Regions from separate parts of the Homo sapiens genome. Here region 2 is linked to region 1. Evidence: chromatin loops called from intact Hi-C (ENCODE). Cell type or tissue: endothelial cell of umbilical vein. All regions are shown on one strand. Links, peaks and the distances in the headings refer to the core of each region. The heading gives the core; the rest is flanking DNA.

What was found. A loop is a pair of places that touch in the nucleus more often than their neighbours do. Peaks named below come from ENCODE experiments on the same cell type or tissue, not always from the same donor. Only the 100,000 strongest peaks of a DNase experiment are listed, where the experiment ranks them.
Region 2: a loop joins it to region 1, with 15 times the contacts of the local background. A loop is called at or near these places in 1 of 110 quality-filtered maps.

The regions. Positions count from the first base shown.
Region 1 is chrY:17,161,341-17,172,695 of GRCh38, forward strand. No RefSeq gene overlaps it. Among named protein-coding and RNA genes, the nearest start is that of FAM41AY1, 330 kb to the right of the region's middle. In endothelial cell of umbilical vein, for the core only: no CTCF peak of the experiment used is centred there; no DNase peak of the experiment used is centred there; H3K27ac peaks cover 2,083 bases.
Region 2 is chrY:17,040,252-17,051,606 of GRCh38, forward strand. No RefSeq gene overlaps it. Among named protein-coding and RNA genes, the nearest start is that of FAM41AY1, 460 kb to the right of the region's middle. RefSeq lists an enhancer at 3,664-4,863. In endothelial cell of umbilical vein, for the core only: no CTCF peak of the experiment used is centred there; no DNase peak of the experiment used is centred there; H3K27ac peaks cover 1,336 bases.

The DNA of each region.
Region 1 (11,355 bases), core at 4,319-6,818:
TTTACAAAACAAAGGCTTAGGGGTCCGATAGCCTGTACACAGCCACTTAACTCAGAAGAGATTTGCTTTATCCAAAGTCAGAATTCTGAATCTCAATAGCAGTATCCCTTTTCAGCAGTGGAATGAAAATTTTGAGGCCATATCTATTTGTAATAGGCAGAACCATTTCCATTAGTGATCAGTGATGGTTGGGCTAATTCAAAATATATTAAGAAACAGTAATTCTAATTGAAGCATACACACATGTATTATTCTTATGTGGTATAAAAATGTCAGACTTTTCTGAGGTATGAATATCAAATATATAAGAGAAGAAACATGTTTTATATGTACTTTAAATACATTCTCAGATAAAAGAATGTTTGATCCAAAAAGAAGGAAATTTAATGCAATGTGTGTTAAGTACCTCCAACCTGCTCTGAATTATCTAAAAACTGTCAGAAATGAAATGATGAGTAAAAATAGTCATTGTTCTCTGGAATTCATTGTTAGGTAGGGGACAATGATATGCCCACAAGTAGGTCTATTCTAAGGCATATTGAGTTAAGTGTCATTTTTCATTTTTCTGGTTAAAAGACAATAGGTATAATGTGTTAGGAATAATTCTATCAAAATGGATAAGAAGACAGCTTTACCTAGTTCTTTGCATTTATAATTAACAGAGTCCTTTTAGATAGAGTTTAATGTTAAAAGAAAAAAGAGTAGGAAAGGATAACTTTTAGCTGGGGAATGGGGAAAGAAAACAATATAATCCATGAAAGAAATAGCATTTCAGCATTCACTTGAAGATGGCTAGAATGTTGAAAGCTGTAGCTGGAGAAAGATATTCTAGGAAAGTGGAACAATATCAGCAATTATTTGCTGTTCACTGAGTTTGAAAATTAAGTGAATCAGAGAGCTTAGCAAGTGCAATTACTATGCCTGGACCATGTGAAATCCAGATTAAATTGGGTGAAGAAATGACTTGGGAGTGAATAAATAGCAACAGAGTAAAGAAAGAGAATAGCTGTAAAAAGATAGAGCCACTGGGTTGAGAGATTATTATTGTTATTGTAGTTTTTGGACAAAACTCAAGAGCTTCAACTCTTTCTCATAGCAGTAAAACCAAAAGCCTTGCCTGATTTTCAATATGTATGATTTAGAGTATGTATTTAATATAAGATTCCAGGAATGTAATGACAGGTGGCAAAAATACTTGAACAAAAAGGAAAGATGTGTGATGCCTCTGGTCCTTGAAAGTATATTTCTTACACACCCTCTTTGACAGGGAAGAAGAGTGAAAAATTTTTAGTTTCATAAGCACTCAGAAGTATTCAAATCCTGATTTTGCTTCAACATGTTAAACTGAATAGTGGTTTGTAAAGAATTTTTGAAGTTATTTGTACTTCAATACTTAACAGAAAGTCAGGGCTAAGTCCTCTAATCTTGTTTAGACATAAAATCTGGGGGTTGAAATGTTGCAAACCAAAGATGATAATGTCTTTGGTGAATGTATAACAACTCAATATTGTATATGTCTCTAATTTCTAATTTCAGATGGACACAAAAAGATTTTATGTACACATTATATATATATGTATTATATGTGCATATATAAGTACACGTACCCTTACATATATAAAATATATGTATATAGATATATATGAAAATTTATTTGAATAGATACACATAAATGCATTTTATATATCTTAGGAAAGTAAACTTGTATTTATACACAATCAGTCTTCACTTAATGTTGTAGACAGATTCTTGGAAACTGCAAATTTAAGAGAAATGACATAATGAAATATTTTTTTCCTCATAGACATTGTAATGTAACAAATTTGAAAGAAAATAATATTAATCAAGAATCTGCTATGTGTTGTTTTTCTTAAAGTTGCAAGTTCCAAGAACCAATTGATGATATTGTGTGAGGACTTACTGTGCGTGTATATATATATATATATGTATATATATACATATATATACTTACTCTGTTTGTATATATACACACACACACATACTGTATATATATATACATAACATGTATATATACACATATACATATACTGTGTGTGTATATATATGCACATATATATACACATACACACATATACGCACACACACGATGTTACTGAGGACTTACTATGTATGTGTGTGTGCACATGCTACTCCCACATTGTATATTTGAATAAATCAACTAATTGTGTAAATTATGTTAGTGTATTCCCTTTGGAGTAAAGGTATTCCAGGAGATTGATCTAGAATCCCTATTAAATAACAAGAATAGAACTAGCTACAAAAACACATTTAATGCATTTGTAAATTTACAAAAGTAAATTATTCACTATTTTTGTATTTTTGAGAAAAAAAATTTGCCATTAGCAACATAAAACAATTCAAAGCTAGACAGCCTGAAAAGATATAGGGAAGCTAAATGAGAGATATTCACCTACTTTAATGGAAATGACATCATGCCCAGGTCTACTAAGTACTAGTTTTAATGTATAGCACATTTTACAAGATCCAAAACTCCTTACACTTTAGAGGCACAATTACATTTTAGGGGAAGAGGATTGCTGAATACACAATATTCTTTCCTCCTGCTGAATGAAATGTAGAGTGATAATACCCTTTCTGGACCTGCTGCCTTGGATGTATGTAGTCCATTAATGAAGGACTTGTTTTGAACTGATCAAGTCCTCCTGATTTTTAAGCCATTGTAAGTTTTCCTGTTAGAAAGATTTGGCATAACATAACCATGCTGAAGTTTTCCCTCTGACAACTTTACATATCATGTAGGCTTTTTATGTCATTTAAGTGTTCAATGACTCATTAAAAGCATTTCTTCAAACAAATTGCTGATATTCTTTCCCTTCTGTTTCATAGATCTTACTATAAAATGTGTTTACATAGCATTAGTTGAATGATGCAAAATGTGCAATGTAGCAACATTGCCCTGGAAAATGTATACGGCACCAACCAAGATTGACCTTAGTAAAGTTGCAATATTAAGCATAAGCCACCATAAAATGGAAATAAAAACTTAGGCTGAGCGCTGCTGTTCTTGTCCACTTAATGCTGACTATATCAAAAAAGAAGGGATGGAATTCCTAAGTTTATTTTTACATGGATTTCTTGATTATTAATCAAAACAATATTTATCAAGGTATATATTATGGTGGTTGTATAATTATGGTAACTTCCTAAAAATTAGCTGGAACATCTGTATTAGGACTATATTTGGTTGTTTTTGTGATTATGTACCATTAATGTAAAATGAGTCAAACCTCAAGCCCTTGAGATCATACCAAAGAATATTGCACAATTAGAGGTTAGACAATTTTTAAACCAGAGATTTATTCATAATTTCTAAACACTGATTCTGTTTATGGCTTTCAAATGGCATTTGTTAACATGATAAATACATGTGCTATGTGTGTTTAGGGGAACATGTATCCACACACATGCACATATATTTATGTAGAGTGTTAAGTGAACTCAATAGTTTTATGTTAATTTAATGAAACTTACACTCTTTCACACACACACATATATATAAATTGTCCACTTAATTAGATGCCTGCAATTCAACTTTCTGTCTCCAGACCTAAGTGTCAAGTAAATTAAGCATGAAGGTAGCATATTCACATTCTCCAAATCCCTCTTCATTTTTTAATATCTCTTTAAGCTCTGTTCTTAATGTTCCTCCTAGAATTTTCCAGGCTAAGTAAGCAAAATATTAATTATCACAGAAACCTTTGAAGGTTCCTAGGACCCATTTTAGTTTCTCGGATTTGAGGCATTCTCAAAGCCTCACTTGCTTGTATGAGGTAGACAAGATACCTCACTGAGCTCTGGGGATCAATCGTATTTCTTCCTTCTGAGATTCTCTGCTGAAAAATGGAATGTTCTACTGACCAGATCAATATTTTCTTCAAGAGATGTCTTGAGACTTGGCTTCTCCCTGAAAATAAAATGTTTAAACTACAAAATACTTAATAATGTAGACCGTTCTACCTAAAGTAAATTAAGCGGATTCTATTGTCTGCCAATGAAAAGTCGTTGTCTATTGGTTCCTGTAACAGATGCGGATAAAACAGCCTCAAGGTAATGGGAATTTTAGGTGGGTCCTTTTTATTTGAACTGACACTTGGATGTTATGGTAAAAGTCACCTAAATTGTTAATTTCAAAGCAATGCATAGTGAAAGAACTGGTTTGATTGTGTACATGACTGTTGCAATGAATCATTTTAATAGGATCTAGGAATACCGGGACAGTGGAATATGCTGGCTACTTCTTACTGCGCTCTAGAATGTTAAGGAACAAAAGTCACTGGTTCAAAATGTTAATTTCTCAGCTCATGGAATAGCTAGGATATTAATAACTTTATTATCACGGACTTTAAAGAAAAGATCTGATTTCTGTCACCCTGGCTGCAGCGCAGTTGTCCCTCCCGGTTTACTGCAACCTCGGCCTCTCAGATTCAAGCAATTCTCCTGCATCAGCCTCCCATGTAACTGGGATTACAGGCAGGCACTATCACGCCCGGCTAACTTTTTATGTTTTTAGTAGACAGGTTTTCACCATGTTGGCCAAACTGGTCTCATACTCCTGAGCTCAGGTAATCTGCTTGTCTCAACCTCCCAAAGCCCTGGGATTACAGGCATGAGCCAATGAGCCCAGCCAAAAGATCAAATTTCTTATAGGCCCAGAATTGGTGTATCTGAAATTCCAAAGAGGAGTATTATACTGTGATTTCAACAAAAGATTAATTATGGATTTTCTAAGTCTCTTGTGAAGTTGATGAGGAAAGTATGTGACTCCAAGAAGTGTATTGCAAACCTTTCAGACTACCCTAATGTATCGTTGCTCAGGAAACTCAAGAAACTTTGATGAGGCTGTCTCTGCCTTGTTTGAAGAACTTGTAATATCCTCACCTGATCTATTACATCACCTGAAGTATATTACCTGAGATGTTACCTGATAAGGAAGTGCAAATTTTCTTCATACCCTACCCTTGTGACTTCTTGTGGTCTCCAGACCTATAATGAGAGTCAGATCCTAGCAGGCTCTGTGTTTACTTGCATAGATGAATCCAGGAAGAAAAGAAATTTACACCATAAACAAATCCAGGAGGAAGAGAAGTCTACACCATAGATGAATCCAAAGAGAAGAGAAGTCTGCACCACAGATGAAACCAGGAGGAAGAGAAGTCTACACCACAGATGAATCCAGGAAGAAGAGAAGCCTACACCGTAGGTGAATCCTGGAACAAGAGAAGTACACCAAAATAGGGCACTATTTTGCAGGGTTTTTTTTTTTTTTTAAATCTGCAAGCCCAGGGAATATGTGTGGAAATAGGAATATATTCTAATCATGCTAGCCAAGGTAAAAAGAAAAAAGTTGTAAATCAATAAGAATTTATTTCCATAGTTGCATCTACGAGAGGATCTGAGAGGGTTTTTAACTGTTTGATCTGTTGGTGATTGAATGTTAAATAAACATAGATGTCAGAAAGCCCCTGCAGCAATAGGAAAGGAGGAATCAGAAGACTTTTGGTGAAAGTTTGGGTGGATCTAGCATATGGGATCCACATATCTGACATCTTTGTTCCCCAGGAGGGCTTGATGCTTTCTCTCTTTATAAAAGCATCAAGAAATTTATGAAGAAGGGAAAAACCTGCTCCTGGCAAATGGGTTCCCTTATCTGCCCTTGTGAATGCAGGAAATGAAGGTTTTGTTTGTGAGTCATTTGAAACAGGTTCACTAAGTCATGGGAAGTAGGAAACAGGCAAGACCAAGGGAGATTGTTTAACCATTAGACATTAATAGCAGAAGAGGCACTGGGCAGTCTGTAGACCAGAATGTTTTATTCGCAGAGATCTTTGTTGCAGGTTAATTTATCGTGGCATCCCTAGGAACCCAATATATGGAGAGAGCCTACGTTGTTGTCCACCACGGGGAAATAAAATAGGGGTAAGTGGGTGTTTCTCTTGGACACCGTGATCCTGAGTCATGGACCCTCAACCATATCCAGACCTCAGTTATTTCATGACTAAAAATCTTTTGAATGGTGTCCTTAAAGAGAGAGACCTTGATAACATCCAAAGCACTTTATCCAAGTGATTGGAAGCCATTAACAGAAGTTCACATGAGAAAAAAAAAATTTAGGCTCTTTCAGGATTTATAGATCATTGGCTCAGAGTTAAGCACATGTCCCTGGTGACTTGGAATGCTTCTAGGGTAGCTGAGTCAGAATGAGGACTCATTGGGCTGGCTGTTAGGGGGGTCACTTAAATAGAATTGTAATGTGATTGTATCTCACAGTGAGCAAAATAGGTTCAAACCATCCTGCCATTGTATCTTATGTTTCAGAATATATATTATGAGTGTATATACTTATCACCTTCTAGGGACCCCCAACATTGGCTTTCTAATCTTCAAGTGATGATTATGGCAGGAGATATGACAGGTGCCTTCCTTTTACCAAAATGACAAACCCAACCAAGAAGACATCCCTGAAAAATGAAATATTGGGGCCATCATCAGAGATCTAACATACAGAAATCTTTGATCTATACCTTTTGTATAGAATTGTATTCTACTCAAAATTCATATGCTGAAATTCTAACCCACAGTACTGCAGAAGTTGACAGTATTTGGAGACAGTTTCTTTAAGGAGGTAATCTTGCCATGGATATAATTTCAAGGAGACCTCTTGGGGCTCATTTGCTAAGAGCAAATCACTATCATGATGGATCTACCAATTTTACTTACTATTTGCTTTTCATTTCCCCTCTAAGTTTGCATAGGACGTTGGTAGAGTAATCTCACCATTTAGTTCTTAGCTTCTAAGAAGTCGATGTGAGATTGTGATTTACCTACAGGAGGAACAAACAAAACCCAGGGGAAGGAGAGTATGCAAAGTAGAGTAGCCAAAGAAAGGTTCTGAGACAGATATTGATCATCAGCTTATTTTTCACCAGCCTTAATCTCTTTCTAGAGGCCTTACTTCATCTTCTATATGGAATGGAAATCTTGATTCCCTTGTGGCTGGGTTTCCTTATTTTCCCCATTTTGCACCCAGTAGATGCAACCGCATGACATTTGGGAACTGGAATTGAGGAACATGAAATAGAGGAAGCATTGAAGGACATAAGCTATTGGGGTTGAGGTATTTGTTTCCTCTTAGGAAGTTAAAGCAGAGGTTCTTTGTGGTTAAAAAATATCTTAGTGTGAATTTTTCAAAGATCAATTTCCTTGGACTGATTCTTTTCTAGAGAACCTTATAGTTGGTTCTTCCACAACGTCAGATATTCAGGTACTTATTTCTATGTGAGTGTCATTCTTGACTCACATAGTCAATGCAACATGCAACATAGGACAAAGAAGAATGTGGATACACTCATTTTTAGTGGCTTGTCCAACACTTTTTTTAAAGTGTTATGAATAGTTATTCTTTTTTTGTATTATTATACTTTAAGTTCTGGGATACATGTGCAGAATGTGCAGGTTTGTTACGTAAGCATGCACATGCCATGGTGGTTTGCTGCACCCATCAACCCATCATTTGCATTAGGCATTTCTCCCAGTGCTAGCCATCTGCTAGTCCTCCACCCCCTGACAGTCCCCAGTGTGTGACAGGCCTCCCTGTGTCCATGTGTTTTCACTGGTCAACTCCCAATTATGAGTGAGAACATGCAGTGTTTGGTTTTCTGTTCTTGTGTTAGTTTGCTGAGAATGATGCCTTCCAGCTTCATCCATGTCCCTGCAAAGACATAAACTCATCCTTTTTTTGGCTGCATAGTATTCCATGGTGTATATGTGCCTCTGATGTTAATGGGTCCATAAGATTCTGTGTTCACAAAGCCAGTTCACTTAAAATGCTGCTCATGTGATATGCCAAAGGGAAAGGAGAGTCCAAGACAAATGCATATTGATTTCTACTGATTTTATAAAATGCACTGAAGGGCAAGAAATGTCTAGATGAGCATTCTACCCTTGCCCTTGCCTTAGAAATATCTCAAAGAAGAATAAAAAAGATAAAATGGAGGGAAGATGTCAAACCAAAGGGGACCATGGTGAATAATGCTACAAAGAAGTAGCACATAAGGAGAAATCTGCTTGAATCATAAGTCCTTCCACTGAGAGTCTCAATAGTTAGTATGTAACTATGAGTTCAAAGATAATCACTAAAGAAGTGTTAAATAGTACCAAGGTCTCTTTCAGCCTTGAAGGAGGAAAGTTAGACATAATACCCCCACAGGAACTCAGACTATGTACATGAAGAATTAGAAAGAACTGAAGTTAATGCTTCAGAATACCTGGATTTATGCAACAGAAAAGATAAAATAAACCTCTATGAACAAAGCGAAGTGCCATGAGGCTTTTAGTAAGAAAGGAGATAAGCATTTTTTTCCTTCTCCATAGATATCAAATGCCAGAGTTTGCTTATGAGAACAGGGAGGAGACAAGTCAAGTAAACAATCTATTTTATGAAAATTCATATGATGGAAAAAAGGAGTGGGCCTGTGGAAAGAGAATTATGGTCCAGATGGATCCTCATGTTTACAGAGATGATAAGGGAAGATACTCAAACCAAAAAAGAGCCATCCCTAAATAAACTATTGAAGTACAACATATTTGATAGAAAAGAGTTTACATTCTATGTATCTGGCTCAGTGAATCGTGGTTGAAAGCCAAAGCTAATCTATGCAATAATAGATACCCGACTTGTGTAGCAACTTATGCTGAACTTGAAGATGACCATGTGAGAGGGAAGTCCCAGGGATAGAGGATTGCAGAGCCAGTGGTCATATGTGATTTTCTCGGTCTACCAGCAGGACAATGAACTTTCTGCCGCTACCCTCTCTTCCCAGATCCCAAGTGTGCCTGGCAACGTCTGAGCACCAAAGGGAATACTTGGCATTCAGAAAGAAACTTAATGTCCTTGGTGGCCTCCCAAGGGATTGGTTAGGGTGCCTGTACCTAACATAGTCTGTCCAAACCTAGTTTTGGACCCAAATTCAGGGGTAGACTCCTAGTCATTGAGGAGCATGTAGAACAGATTTTGTTCCTTTTATCATTGTTTTGTTTGCAAGTGGTTTCTGGCATTGGGTAATTTTCATCCTGGTGATTGGTAATCAAACAATGTCATAGCAGGACTGGAATAGACCAAGATATATGCCATGAGATGAACTGGTTACACGATAACCCTTGGGACCAATCACTGATGGCACAAAAAGCATAAGAAAAGTATGACCCTTAAATCTAGGTTAGAAGAGCTCCTGTGCTGATACTTGCTTTCAAGGACTGAATTCTGAACTTCTTCCAGCCACATTCATCTGTGCAAGGACTCCAAGATGTCAAAGCTCTATACCTCAGTTTAGAACCCACTCTGGGTATCTAGGACCATGGATAATCCAGTCCAAATGACTCTCCACCCACTTCCAGAATTAGCATGGCTTGTTCCCTACGTCGTGCCTGTAAAGGATTCTTCTATTCAGAGGAGGGGCCATGTGGTGGCTGCTGGGAGGTCAGAATAAGGACTTGTGTTGTGGTTGGGTGAGCAGAACATAGATGACCTTGTGGGAGGAAAGATGGAATATGGACCCAAGATTGCATATGGGTTCATAATAATGAGGTGAATCAAATATGGATGTGCATGGGCGGGATGGATGGAGCACAAATACCCATGAAGAATGAGTGGAATATAATGGCCATTGTTGGGAGGGATTGATGGAAAATAGACATGAATTGGGAGAGTGGATGGAAACAGATATGCATTAGGGGTTGAATGCCTATGGATGTGTTTTAGGAGGCAGATGAAATAATACAGACGTACAGGCTGGGGTCTCTACCCATGAGTGCTGGAGGAGCTTAGGAGATAGCCTGGAGGTTGGAAGAGAAAGGGACAGGTCTCAGGCTTGACCAGTTCCCCAGACCCCCTCTCTGGTTCACAGCCCCCATTGCCCACCCAGTTTGTACCTATCCTTCCAGGTTGTTATAAAAATGTTTTGTTAACATTGAAATATGGAATATACATTATTTTACCGATTTGCTTGGTTATAACTTTGAAATATGTAGACAAATATTAGGTGAATTGCCTTAGGGTTGTTACCATGGACATGTAAAATAAAAAGCCAAATCTGGTCAGGATCCAAGTCCAGGACTTCCAAATCCAAGTTCTCTGTGTGCCCACTCACTTGCCTCTCAGAATGTGTGGGAAGAGAGAAGAAAGGGTATCAACAATAGATAAAAGAAAGGAGAAGATATTGGACTTAAAAAGGAATGGAAATAATGTCTTCATTATGTATTGTTATGGCATGGCATGTTACATGTTGTTTTCTGTTGTGGTATTGCATGCTCTAATATATGCTATGCTATGTTATGTCATATCAGGTTATGTTATGTGATGTGCTGCACTATGGTAGGTTCTGTGTTATTCTGTGCTATGTTATGACTTATGCTATGCTTTTCTTTGCTATGCTATGTTAGGTTATAAGTTATGTTATGTTATATTTTATGTTATGCTGTTTTATATGCTATGTTGTTATGCTGTGTTACAGACTATGTTATACTGTGATATGTAATGTGATGTTATGCTATGTTATGATTTATGCTGTGTTTTTCTAGGCTTTAATGTGAGATTATATGTTATACTATATTAGGTTGTGTTACATGTTATGCTGTGCTATATTTTGTTTAGTCTATGTTTTATGCTATGATGTTATGTGATATATTTTGGTATATTATACTATTATTTTCTATGCTATGGTATGCTATGGTATGGTATGGTATGGTATGGTATGGTATGGTATGCTATGCTATGCTATGCTATGCTATGCTATGCTATGCTATGCTATGCTATGTTTTATGCCATGATGTATGTGTTAGTGAAATGGGAAAGGATCCCTTGTCTCCTTCACAGGGTGTGTGATGGGAGTATGGCTTACTTCTTCCATGCCCCGCTGCTCAAACCTCTACAGGGCACAAGGCAGGCAGGCTGTAGGGCTCCTACCCCATGGCAGCATCTACACCCCAGTGGGCCTGTGTTAGAGGGTGCTCTTTTAATTTGCCTATAGGCAGTTTTTGTTAACCAGCTTAATTAGACCCTCTACCTTGTTGCAAGGACAGAGGGCTTTCTGTATCCTGGGTTCTTACCTTGGTGTACCAGAAGAATCAGATCACAAATGGGCTTGGAAAATGAGTGCAAAGTTTTATTGAGTGGAAATACATCTCAGCTTATTTGGGAGCCAGAAGGGAGATGGTTTTCCCCTGGAATTGGGTCACTCAGCAGCCCTAGCTCTCCTTGAACTGCCCCAGCCAAACTTACCTTTTCCCACTGGTCAATGGCCTGCCCATGAGCTGGTG
Region 2 (11,355 bases), core at 3,337-5,836, 120 kb before region 1:
TTATTTTTTTCTAGCATATTGCATTTTTATTTTATTTTATTTGAGAAGGTGATTTACCCTGTCACCCAGGCTAGATTGCAGTGCCACAATTATAGTTCATTGCAGCCTCAGCCTCCTGGGCTCAAGCGATCCTACCCCTCATTCATCCTTCCAAGTAGCTGGGATGATAGACATCCACAACCATCCTGGCCAAACATTTTAAAAAATTTTTGTAGAGACAGAGTCTTCCTGTGTTGCCTAGTCTGATCTCAAACCCTTGGACTCAACAATTGTCCCATTTCAGCCTCCTAAAGTGCTGGGTTGACACATAAATCACCTCACCTGGCTCTTAACTGTATTTTTGTGCTCATTTTATCAAGGTCTTTTAAAATTTCTCTAAACAATATAGTTTTCTGGATAAGATACTTCACATCTGTCATTCTATTAGTTCCTAGGTCCTTGATGTTTTTAAGACATTGGAAGCATCCCCTTATAAAATTAATTTTGCTATTTGTTCCTGACTGTGTTAATATCAGCAGGTGCATAGTGGGAATCAGCTGAGCTGTTTTGCTGGAATAGGAGGCATAGCTTCATGGCATTGATCCCTGATTGAACATCTCTGGATTAACTTGTTAAAAATACTGTCTTGAGCACTACCTCCCACCTGAGTTTGTCCCTGAAATATTTCCCACTTACACAAAAAAGTTATACCATTACTCTAACAGTTCTCTAACAGTTGCATAGCCTAATTTTCTTTTTAGATGAAGTCACGATCTGTCACCCAGGCTGCAGTGCAATGGCGCAATCTCAGCTCACTGTAGCCTCCACCCCCCAGTTTCCAGTGATTCTCCTGCCTCAGCCTCCCGAGTAGCAGAGACTACAACATGCATCACCACATCTAGCTAATTTTTGTATTTTTAGTACAGACAGCATTTCACCATGCTGGCCAGGATGGGGCTAAGAATCTTAAAATATTTCTGTTGCCCTTTTGTGAACAGCCCACACTTAAATCTACTAACTTCCTCTATGTACTAGCCTTACAAAATATATCCAGAACAAATACTTTCCCGTGCCACAATGTTGTCCTTTTTCATACCTCATCCTCTTTTTCACTGCCAGTTATGATAACCTCATATCAGTCTTCTTTCTGTTATCCCGTGTCCTCCTTCAGTCTGTAGTTGATTTTTTAAAAACTGAGTAAAAGAACATCTCTAATTTTCTCAAAACTCTCCAAGGATTCCCATCTCAACGGAGTAAAAGCAAGTCCTTAGAAGGCCTATGAAATCCTCACCCACCTCTCCTCCCATTCTCTCCAATTTCTTTTTGTCACCTCCATTTTCTGTGTTCCAACCACTCTTCTGCACCCATATCCTCAAACATCTCAATCCCACTGCTATATTAGGAGATTTTTCTTGCCATTGTTTTCCTTCTTTCTTGTTTGCTTTTCCCAGCAGCTATCAACTTCATATGCTTTCTCACTTCCTTCAAAATATAATATTTTCAGAGAGGTATTCCTAAACCAGTTTCTACAAAAACAATCTCCGTGAGTTGCTATTCTTAATATTGCTGTTCTTCTTTCCGGTTATTACCGTTACCTGACGAAAAATATATCCATTTGTTCATTACTATTCTTATCCTACTAGAATATCAGTTTCATAAAAGATGAGTTTTATTTGTTTTGTATGATATTGTATCTCAAATGCTTAGAAGAGTACTCAGCCTATAGAATAGTATTGTGTTTTGTACAAAAGTAATTGCAGTTTTTATTGCAAAAATATGGAACCAACCCAAATGCCCATCAATCAATGAGTGGACTCTGGTGTGTGTCTGTGTGTGTGTCTGTGTGTATACACACACACTCTGTGGTGTATAAGTGGGTGTGTATATATATATACACACACACATATATATTCACACACATACATACAGTGAAATAAATACAGTGAAATACTACTCAGCCATAAAAAGCACTAAATTAATGGCATTTGCAGCTACCTGGATAGAACGGGAGACTATTCTAAGTAGCTCAGGAAAGGAAGACCAAACATCATATATTCTCACATATAAGCAGGAGCTAAGCTTTGAGGAGGCAAAGACATTAGAATGATAGAATGGACTTTGGGGACTTGGGGGAAATAGTGGGAGCGGGTGAGGGATTAAAAAAACCTACAAATTAGGTTCAGCACAAGGGAGAAACAGGAACTGTGTCCTGTACAGGGCATGCAGGAGGTGTGTCACACACAAGAGAGGAACAGAAGCTATGCGCTGCACAGGGGAGAAACAGGAAGTACGTCATGCAAAGGGGAGGTATAGAAATATGTGTGTCCTGCACATGGGAGACACAGGAAATGTGTCAAGCACAGGGGCCACACAGGAAGTGTGTCCTGCAAAGAGGAGGAACAGAAAGCGTGGCCTGCAGTATGACCTGAACAATAGAAGAACAGAAAGTGTGTCCTGCACAAAGGAGACACAGGAAGTGTATGCTGCACAGAAGACAAACAGGAAGTGTATCTGTCTCAGGAGGGTAACAAGAAGTGTTTCCTGCACAAAGAAGAAACAAAGTGTGTCCTGCACAGGGGAGACACAGGAAGTGTGTCCTGCACAGGGGAGAAATAGAAAGTATATCATGCAGACAGAAGAAACAAGAAGTGTGCCTTTCAGAGAAAAGACACAGAAAGTGTGTCATGCACATGATAAGAGGTGACAGCGTGCTGGCAGTCCTCAGAACCCTCGCTTGCTCTGGGCACCTCCTCTGCCTGGGCTCCCACTTTGGCGGCACTTGAGGAGCCCTTCAACCCACCACTGCACTGTGGGAGCCCCTTTCTGAGCTGGCCAAGGCTGGAGCCCACTCCCTCAGCTTGCAGGAAGGTGTGGAGGGAGAGGCGCGAGAGGGAACCGGGGCTGCGTGCAGCGCTTGCGGGCCAGCTGGAGTTCCGGGTGGGCGTGGGCTTGGCGGGCCCGCACTCGGAGCAGTCGGCCAGCCCTGCTGGCCCCAGGCAATAAGGGACTTAGCACCCGGGCCAGCAGCTGCGGAGGGTGTACTGGGTCCCAGTGGCAGGTGGGTGCCAGCCCACCGGCGCTGCGCTAGATTTCTCACAGAGCCTTAGCTGCCTTCCCGCCCGGCAGGGCTCGGGACCTGCAGCCCGCCATACCTGAGCCTCCCACCCACTCCGTGGGTTCCTGTGGAGCCGGAGCCTCCCCAACGAGCGCCACCCCCTGCTCCATGGCACCCAGTCCCATCGACCACCCAAGGGCTGAGGAGTGCGGGCGCACGGCACCGGGACTGGCAGGCAGCTCCACCTGCAGCCCCGGTGAGGGATCCACTGGGTGAAGCCAGCTGGGCTCCTGAGTCTGGTGGGGCCTTGGAGGACCTTTATGTCTAGCTCAGGGATTGTAAACACACCAATCAGCACCCTGTGCATAGCTCAAGGTTTGTGAGTGCACCAATTGACACTCTGTATCTAGCTGCTCTGGTGGGGCCTTGGAGAACCTGTGTGTCAAAACTGTATCTAACTAATCTGATGGGGACGTGGAGAACCTTTGTATCTAGCTCAGGGATTGTAAACGGGCCAATCAGCGCCCTGTCAAAACAGGCCACTCGGCTCTACCAATCAGCAGGATGTGGGTGGGGCCAGATAAGAGAATAAAAGCAGGCTGCCGGAGCCAGCAGTGGCAACCCCTGGGGTCCCCTTCCACAGTGTGGAAGCTTTGTTGTTTCCCTCTTTGCAATAAGTCTTGCTACTGCTCACTCTTTGGGTCCCCGCTGCTATTATGAGCTGTAACACTCACTGCGAAGATTTGCAGCTTCACTTCTGAGCCCACCGAGACAACAAGCCCACCCGGAGGAACGAACAACTCCAGACGCTCTGCCTTAAGGGCTGTAACACTCACCGCGAAGGTCTGCAGCTTCACTCCTGAGTCAGCGAGACCACGAACCCACCAGAAGGAAGAAACTCCGAACACATCTGAACATCAGAAGGGACAGACTCCAGACACGCCACCTTAAGAGCTGTAACACTCACCGCGAGGATCCGCGGCTTCGTTCTTGAAGTCAGTGAGACCAAGAACCCACCAATTCTGGACACAATGAGAGTAATAGAAAACGTGTCATGCACAGAGGAGGAATGGAAAGTGTGTGCTACACAGGGGAGAAGCATGGAGTGTGCCCTCTACAGGGAGAAACAGGAAGTGTGTCATGTACAGAGGAGAAACAAAAAGTATGTGCTACACTGAGAGAAAAACAGAAATAGTGTCATTCACAAGGGAGAAAGAGGAAGTGAGTCATGCAGATGGGACTAACAGAAAATGTGTCATGCACAGAGGAAGAACGGAAAGTATGTGCTACACACAGAGAAACAGGATGGGTGCTATGCATGGGAGAGACAAAGGAAGTGTGTCCTGCACAGTGGAGAAACAGAAAGTGTGCCACGCACAGAGGAGGAGTAGAAAGTGTGTCCTGCACAGGGAAAAACCAGGAAGGGTGTGGTGCACAGGGGAGAAACAGGAAGTGTGTCCTACACAGCAGAAGCATAGAAAGCATATATTACACAGGGAAGAAACAGCGTTTCTTCCACAAGGATAAAACAGAAAATGTGTCATGCACACAGGAATAACAGAAAATGTGTCATGAATAGAGGAACAGAAAGTCTTTGCTACGCAGGAAAGAGGAAGTGTGTCCTGCACAAGAGAGACACAGGAAGTGTGTCCTTCACAGCAGAGAAATATGAAGTTTCTCAGAGAAACAAAAAGTATGTCCTGCACAAAGACGACACAGGAAGTGTGTTCTGCACATTGGAGAAACAGGTAGTGTGTCATGCACAGAGGAGGAAGGAAAAGTGTGCTGCACAGGAGAGACGAAGGAAGTGGGTCCTGCAAAAGGAAAAACAGGAAGTGTGTCCTGTGCAAGGATGAAACAAGAAGTGTGTCCTACACATCAAAGGAAAAGGAACTGTGTCCTGTACATTGGAGAAATAAGAAGGGGGTAATGCACAGAAAATGAACAGAAAGTGGGTGCTGCATAGAGAAGAAACCGGAAGTGTGTCATGCACATGGGAGTAACAGAAAATGTGTCATCACAGAGGAATGCAAAGTGTTTACTACACTGAGGATAAATAGGAAAGGTGTTATTCACAGGGGAGGGACAGGAAGTGTGTCTTGCATACGGGAGAAACAGAAAATGTGTCCTGCAGAGGAGAAACAGAGGAAGTGTATCCTGCACAGAGGAGGAATGAAAGTATGTGCTACATTGAGGAGACACAGGAAAGCTGTTATTCACAGGGGAGGCACAGGAAGTGTGTCCTGCACTAAGAAGACACAGGAAGTGTGTCCTGCACATGGAAGAAACAGCAAGTGTGTCTTACATATGTGAGTAACAGAAAATATATCAGGTACAGAGGAGAAATGGAAAATGTGTGCTGCACTGGAAAGAAAAAGTGAATCCCCAACAGGGGAGACACTGGAAGTGTGTCATGCACAGGAGAGAAACAGGAACTGTGTCCTGCACTGTGGAGAAACAGGAAGTATGTCATGCACAGGAGAGGGATGGAAAGTGTTTGCAACACAGAGGAGAGACAGGAAGGTTGTCATTCAAAGGAGAGGCATAGGAAGGAAGTGTGTCTTTCACAGGGAAGAAACAGAAAGTAAGTCCTGCACAGAAGAAAAACATGAGGTGTATTTTGCATAAGTAAGACACAGGAAGCGTGTCATGGGCATGTCAGTAAGTAACAGAAAATGTGTCATGTACAGAGAAGGAACAGAAGGTGTGTGCTACACAGGAAAGAAAAATGTGTCCCCCACACGGGAGATATAGGAAGTGTGTTATACGTAGATTTAAAACAGAAAGCATGCCCTGCACAGGGGAAAAACAGGAAGCGTGTCTTCCACAGGGAAAAAAAAGCTGGAAATGTGTCATGCACATGGGAGTAACACAAAATGGGTCATGTACAGACAGGGAATGGAAAGTGAGTGCTACACAGGGAAGAAAGGAAAAATGGGTCCCCCTCAAGGGAGACACAGGAAATGTGTCCTGCACAGTGGAGAAACAGAAAGTATGTCATGCATATAGAAGGACAGAAAGTATGTGCTACACAGAGGAGAAACAAGAACAATGTCATTCACAGGGAAGGCACAGGAAGTCTGTCTTGCACAGGGGGAACAGAAAATGTGTCTTGCACAGGAAGTGTGTCATGCACAGAGGAAAAATAGGAAGTATGTCATGCACCTGGGAGTAACAGAAAATGGATCATAAACAGGAGGAATGGAAAGTGTCTGCTACACAGGGAAGAAACTAGAAGTGTGTCATTCACAGGAGAAACACGAAAAGTGTGTATTGCACAGCAGAGAAACAAAAAGTGCATCAGGCACAAAGGAGAAACAGAAAGTGTGTCCTGCACAGGCGAAAAACATGAAGTGTGTTCTACATAGGGGAGCAAAAGAAAATGTGTCCTGCACAGGGAAGAAACAAGAAGTGAGTCTTCCTTAGGAAAGAAACAGGAAGTGTGTCATGCACATGGGAATAACTGAAAATGTGTCATGCACAGAGGAGGAATGAAAAGTATGTTCTACACAGGAAATAAAGTGGAAGAGGATTCCTCACAGGGAAGACACAAGTGTATCCTGCAGAGTGAAGAAACAGGAAGTGTGTCATGCACAGAGAAGGAATAGAAAGTGTATGCTACATGGAGGAGAAACAGGAAGGGTGTCATTCACAGGGTAGGCACAGGAAGTGTGTCTTAAACAAAAAAGTAACAGGAAGTTTGTTATGCACAGAAGAGAAACAGGAAATATGTCATGCACAGAGGAGAAATAGTGTGTGCTAAACAGAGGAGAAACAGGAAGGGTGTAATTCACAGCCGTGGCACAGGAAGTGTGCATTGCACAGGAAAGAAACAGGAAGTGTATCATACACAGAGGAGAAACAGGTAGCGTGTCTTACACAGAAAAGGAATGGAATGTATGTCCTGCACAGGGGTGAAGCAGGGGGTCTGTCCTCCACAGGGAAGAAACAGGAAGTGTTTCATGCACAGGGGAGACACAGGAAGTGTGTCAAAGTGCACTCAATAGAGAAACAGGAAGTGTGTCATGCACATGGAAGTAACAGAAAATGTGTCACTCACAGAGGAGGGACAAAAAATGTATGCTACACAGGAAAGAGAGAGGAAGTATGTTCCCCACAGGGGAGACACAGGAAGTTTGTCCTGCACACTGGGGAAACAAGAAGTTTGTCAGGTACAGTAAAGGAACAGAAAGTGTGTGCTACACAGAGGAGAGACAGGAAGGGTGTCATTCCCAGGGGAAGCACAGGAAGTGTGTCTTGCATAGGGGAGAAACAGAAAGTGTGTCATGCACAGAAGAGAAACAGGAAGTGTATACTGCACACCCAGGGAAAGAAAGTGTGTCCTGCACAGGGGAGAGTCAGGAAGTGTGTCCTTCACAGACAAGCAGGAAGTGTGTCATGCACAGGAGAGGCCCAGGAAGTGTCAAAACAATGCAACCAGTTTTGTCTCACTTAGCGGTGACCCAGAAGCCCCCTCTCTGCTTTGAGTTCTCTCTGTCTTTCTAGACAGGACCAATGTACTTCTTACATACATTGATTGATGTCTCATGTCTCCCTAAAATGTATAAAATCAAGCTGTTCCCCAACCCCACTGATTTTACATTATAGTGAGTTGTATAGTTATTTCATTGTCTATTACTATGTAATAATAATAGAAATACAGTGCACAATCAATGTAATGTGACTGAATCATTCTGAAGCCATCACCCTCCTCTCCCCATCCTGGTCCATGGAAAAATTGTCTTCCACAAAACCGGTTCCTGGTGCCAAAAAGGTTGGGGATTGCTGCTTTAAAAGTTCATAATGTACGTGTTTTATAACTCAGACATTCTGATCATGGTTATTTATCCAAAATATATACAAGCACTTACCCAATCAAAGTCATGTATACAAGTATAAATAACAGTTTTATTTTTATTAGCAAAAACCTGGGGACAACCTGAAACCCCATCAAGAGTTGAATGGATAAACAAACTCTACTGTATACATACAGTGAAATACAATCCAGAAATTAAAAAGAATAAAAACTACCAATACATAAAACAACACTGATTAACTTCAAAATAATTTTATTGAGTAACACTATAAAATAAAAAAGAATGTGTAAGACACCATAGCATTTATGTAAAATTCTAGAAAGTAAAATCTGTAGTGGAGGGAAAAATTTTAAGGGAACATGAAAGAATATGGGGAATTAACGGATATGCTTATTTTCTTAATAGTGCTGAAGGTTCAATGTACAGATGTGTCGAAATGTTATCAAAAGTACAGATTTTAAACACCCATGCAGTTGTTTATGCCTCAGTTATATAACTGAAAATATAGTGGGTTCAGTGTAATTTCTACTTTGATGGTGCTTGGAAAAAGGGCATTTATAACCAACCCAACAAGCATAGTTACTGTTTCAAAGGAGAAGCGTTATCACTTCCTCATTAGGGAATTTGTGTTATCACAAGTAAAAATATTTCATCATAAAAATGTATAATTAGATACTATAAAGAGACACCACTGGTTTATCAATTCAATTCAACACTAGCTGATATTCTAGAATTCCCATTTCCCTTCTCCCAGATGAGATTATTCCAGTCATTATTTCTGAGCCTGAACTTAAATGAGCATGCCAACATTCAGAAGAATGCCAGGATGGAATTTGGGTTTTAATTAACTAAGAAACCTGAATGGAGGCCAGGCACAGTGACTCACATCTATAATCCCAGCACTTTTGGAGGCCAAAGCCGGTGGATCACCTGAGTCCGGGAGTTCAAGACCAGCCTGACCAACAGGGAGAAACCCTGTCTCTACTAAAAATACAAAATTAGCTGAGCATGGTGCTGCATGCCTGTAATTACAGCTACTTTGGAGGCTGAGGCAGCAGAATGGCTTGAACCCAGGAAACAGAGTTTGCCAGGAGCCGAGATCACACCACTGCACTCCAGTCTGGGCAACAAAAGCAAAACTCTGTCTCAAAAAGAAGGAAGGGAGGGAGGGAAGGGGTGGAAAGCTGAGTGGAGATAGGAAACTTACTATAAGTATCTGAGAAGAGAGACTCAAGGCAGGAATGGAGAAAGCTTTCATCAGAGTTTAGAAATCTTCTTCCCTCTGATTCAGAAAAATGCTAAGTTGTTTTGACCTTCAACATATATCCTTCCACATTGAGTGAAAACTTCATCTAAAATGTGTCTGAAGCATCCCCAGCAGTAACTGGAGTCCAGGATTCCTGATAGAACTTGAAACCTGTGAATCCAACCATCTGGGACTTTTGGAGAAACCTCAGGAAGGTGGAGAGGTGTAGCTTACTTCCTAATATTACTGGCAATGGAATCATATGGGCCACTAAAATTGATTTTCAGGGAAAAGATCAAAGAGATTTAAATCTTCTGATTGGCTTTTATCTTGGCAAAACATTATGTTATAAATGTGCTCAGAGAACAAACCCTGTTATATTTTTATGTTGAAGATGTATACAGAGAACAAAAGGTACATAATTTAAAACAACATATTTGATCAGTTTTTAGTTATGTAATTAATACACAAATATACAGGAGGTGATGACATATGATTGAAGAGAAGACATAATAGGATTTTGATAGGTGGTTGCATAAGTAACTCATTTATAGAACAGGTTAATATTAAAACTCTTGGCATTAGTTTTTCCAATTTTGTTCAACTTTTGTTTTAGATTCAGGGAGTATATGTATTGCCCCCGGGTTTGTTACATGGATGTATCACATGATGCTGAGGTTTTGGGTACAATTGATTCCCATACTCAGGCACTAAGCATAGTGGCCAGTAGTTTTTCAGCCCTTGGCCCCCACCCTGCAGTTTCTATTGTCTCCATCTTTATGTTAACGATTACTTAATGTTTAGCTCCCACTTTTAAGTGAGAACATGCAGTATTTAACTTTCTGTTTCTGCATTAATTTGCTTAGATAATGGCCTCCAGCTCCATTTGTGTTGCTGCAAAGTCATGATTTTTTTCTTTTTTTATGGCTGCATAGTATCTCATGGTGTATATGTACCACATTTTCTTTACCCAGTCCACTGTTGACGGGCAGCTAGATAAATTACATGTCTCTACTATTGTGAATGAGTTTCTCCAATTTTAAAATAATGGTGGTAGATTAGTTTTCAGTCATATAAAAAAAGACTGTGTGGCGTGCTGTAATCTCTCAGAATCAATGATTTGTTTTACTTGAAATTGTATTTATTTTCCTAATTCCTAGAAAATTTACAAAGAATTTTATCCTTCTTTGACCAATTATTTTCAGATCTGTGACGTCATAGTCAATAGTAAATTACCACAAGGCAAGTGAGCAATCTCCAACTTAAAGAAACATATTGTGTCAATATTTAGATGAATAGTGAAAATTTTTCAGAGTGAACATTTTAGCAAATGTAGCTTTCTAATATAAACATGTATTAAAACAATTTATAGGTAAATATGCCTTAAATGATAATGATTTAAACAAACCCCTAAATATTATGGGAAGCTCTTTGATTTGTTTTAGCAACAGACTTAGAAACTCAACTTTACCATAACAACAAATGACAGAAGAGTAAAGTTTACTTTTTATGACAACTGCTATATTAATAACCTCTGGCTGCTTCCTTTTCTCAGAAAAGAAAAATACTAATTCATTTGTTTGCATTTTCAAATCTCTTGCTTCAGCAACTTCATGCAAAGTCTGTAAATGGGTACCATTGAATTTTAGGTGATAAAATATTTTCAAGAGAAAAGAAATCAAGAAAACATGGAGGTAACTAACCCAGAAAAAGAAAACCAAATACTGCATGTTCTCATTTATGAGGGAGATGAACAGTGGGTACGTGGGAACACAAATATAAGAACAACAAACACTAGGGACTGAAAAATTTCCTGCTGGAAGCAGGGCAAGGACTGAAACATTTTCTATGGGGTACCATGTTCACTATTTGGGTGACAGGATCAACAGAAGACTAAACCTCATCATCATAATTGTAACACACCTGCACAGGTACCTCTGAACCTAAAATAAAAAAAATATCAATACATAAATAATTAAATAAGAACAAGTCAGAACAAAATCACTGATATAATTTTTGTTGATAATTTATGGGGAAGACTGTCATGTAGTTACTTTTACTTTATAATAAATTGATACTTTTTCTTCCGAAGTGTGGTAGAGATTTTTAGTTACACTCAAGGGTTTATGCCATTTGGGCATACTGACTTCCTTTCAAAAGCAGCCTTATGTGTTACCATATGAAATGGATATTTCTAGGTTCCTTGAGGGAGTTCACCTAAGATTTTCCCCTAGATATACAATACTGACTAGATTTTT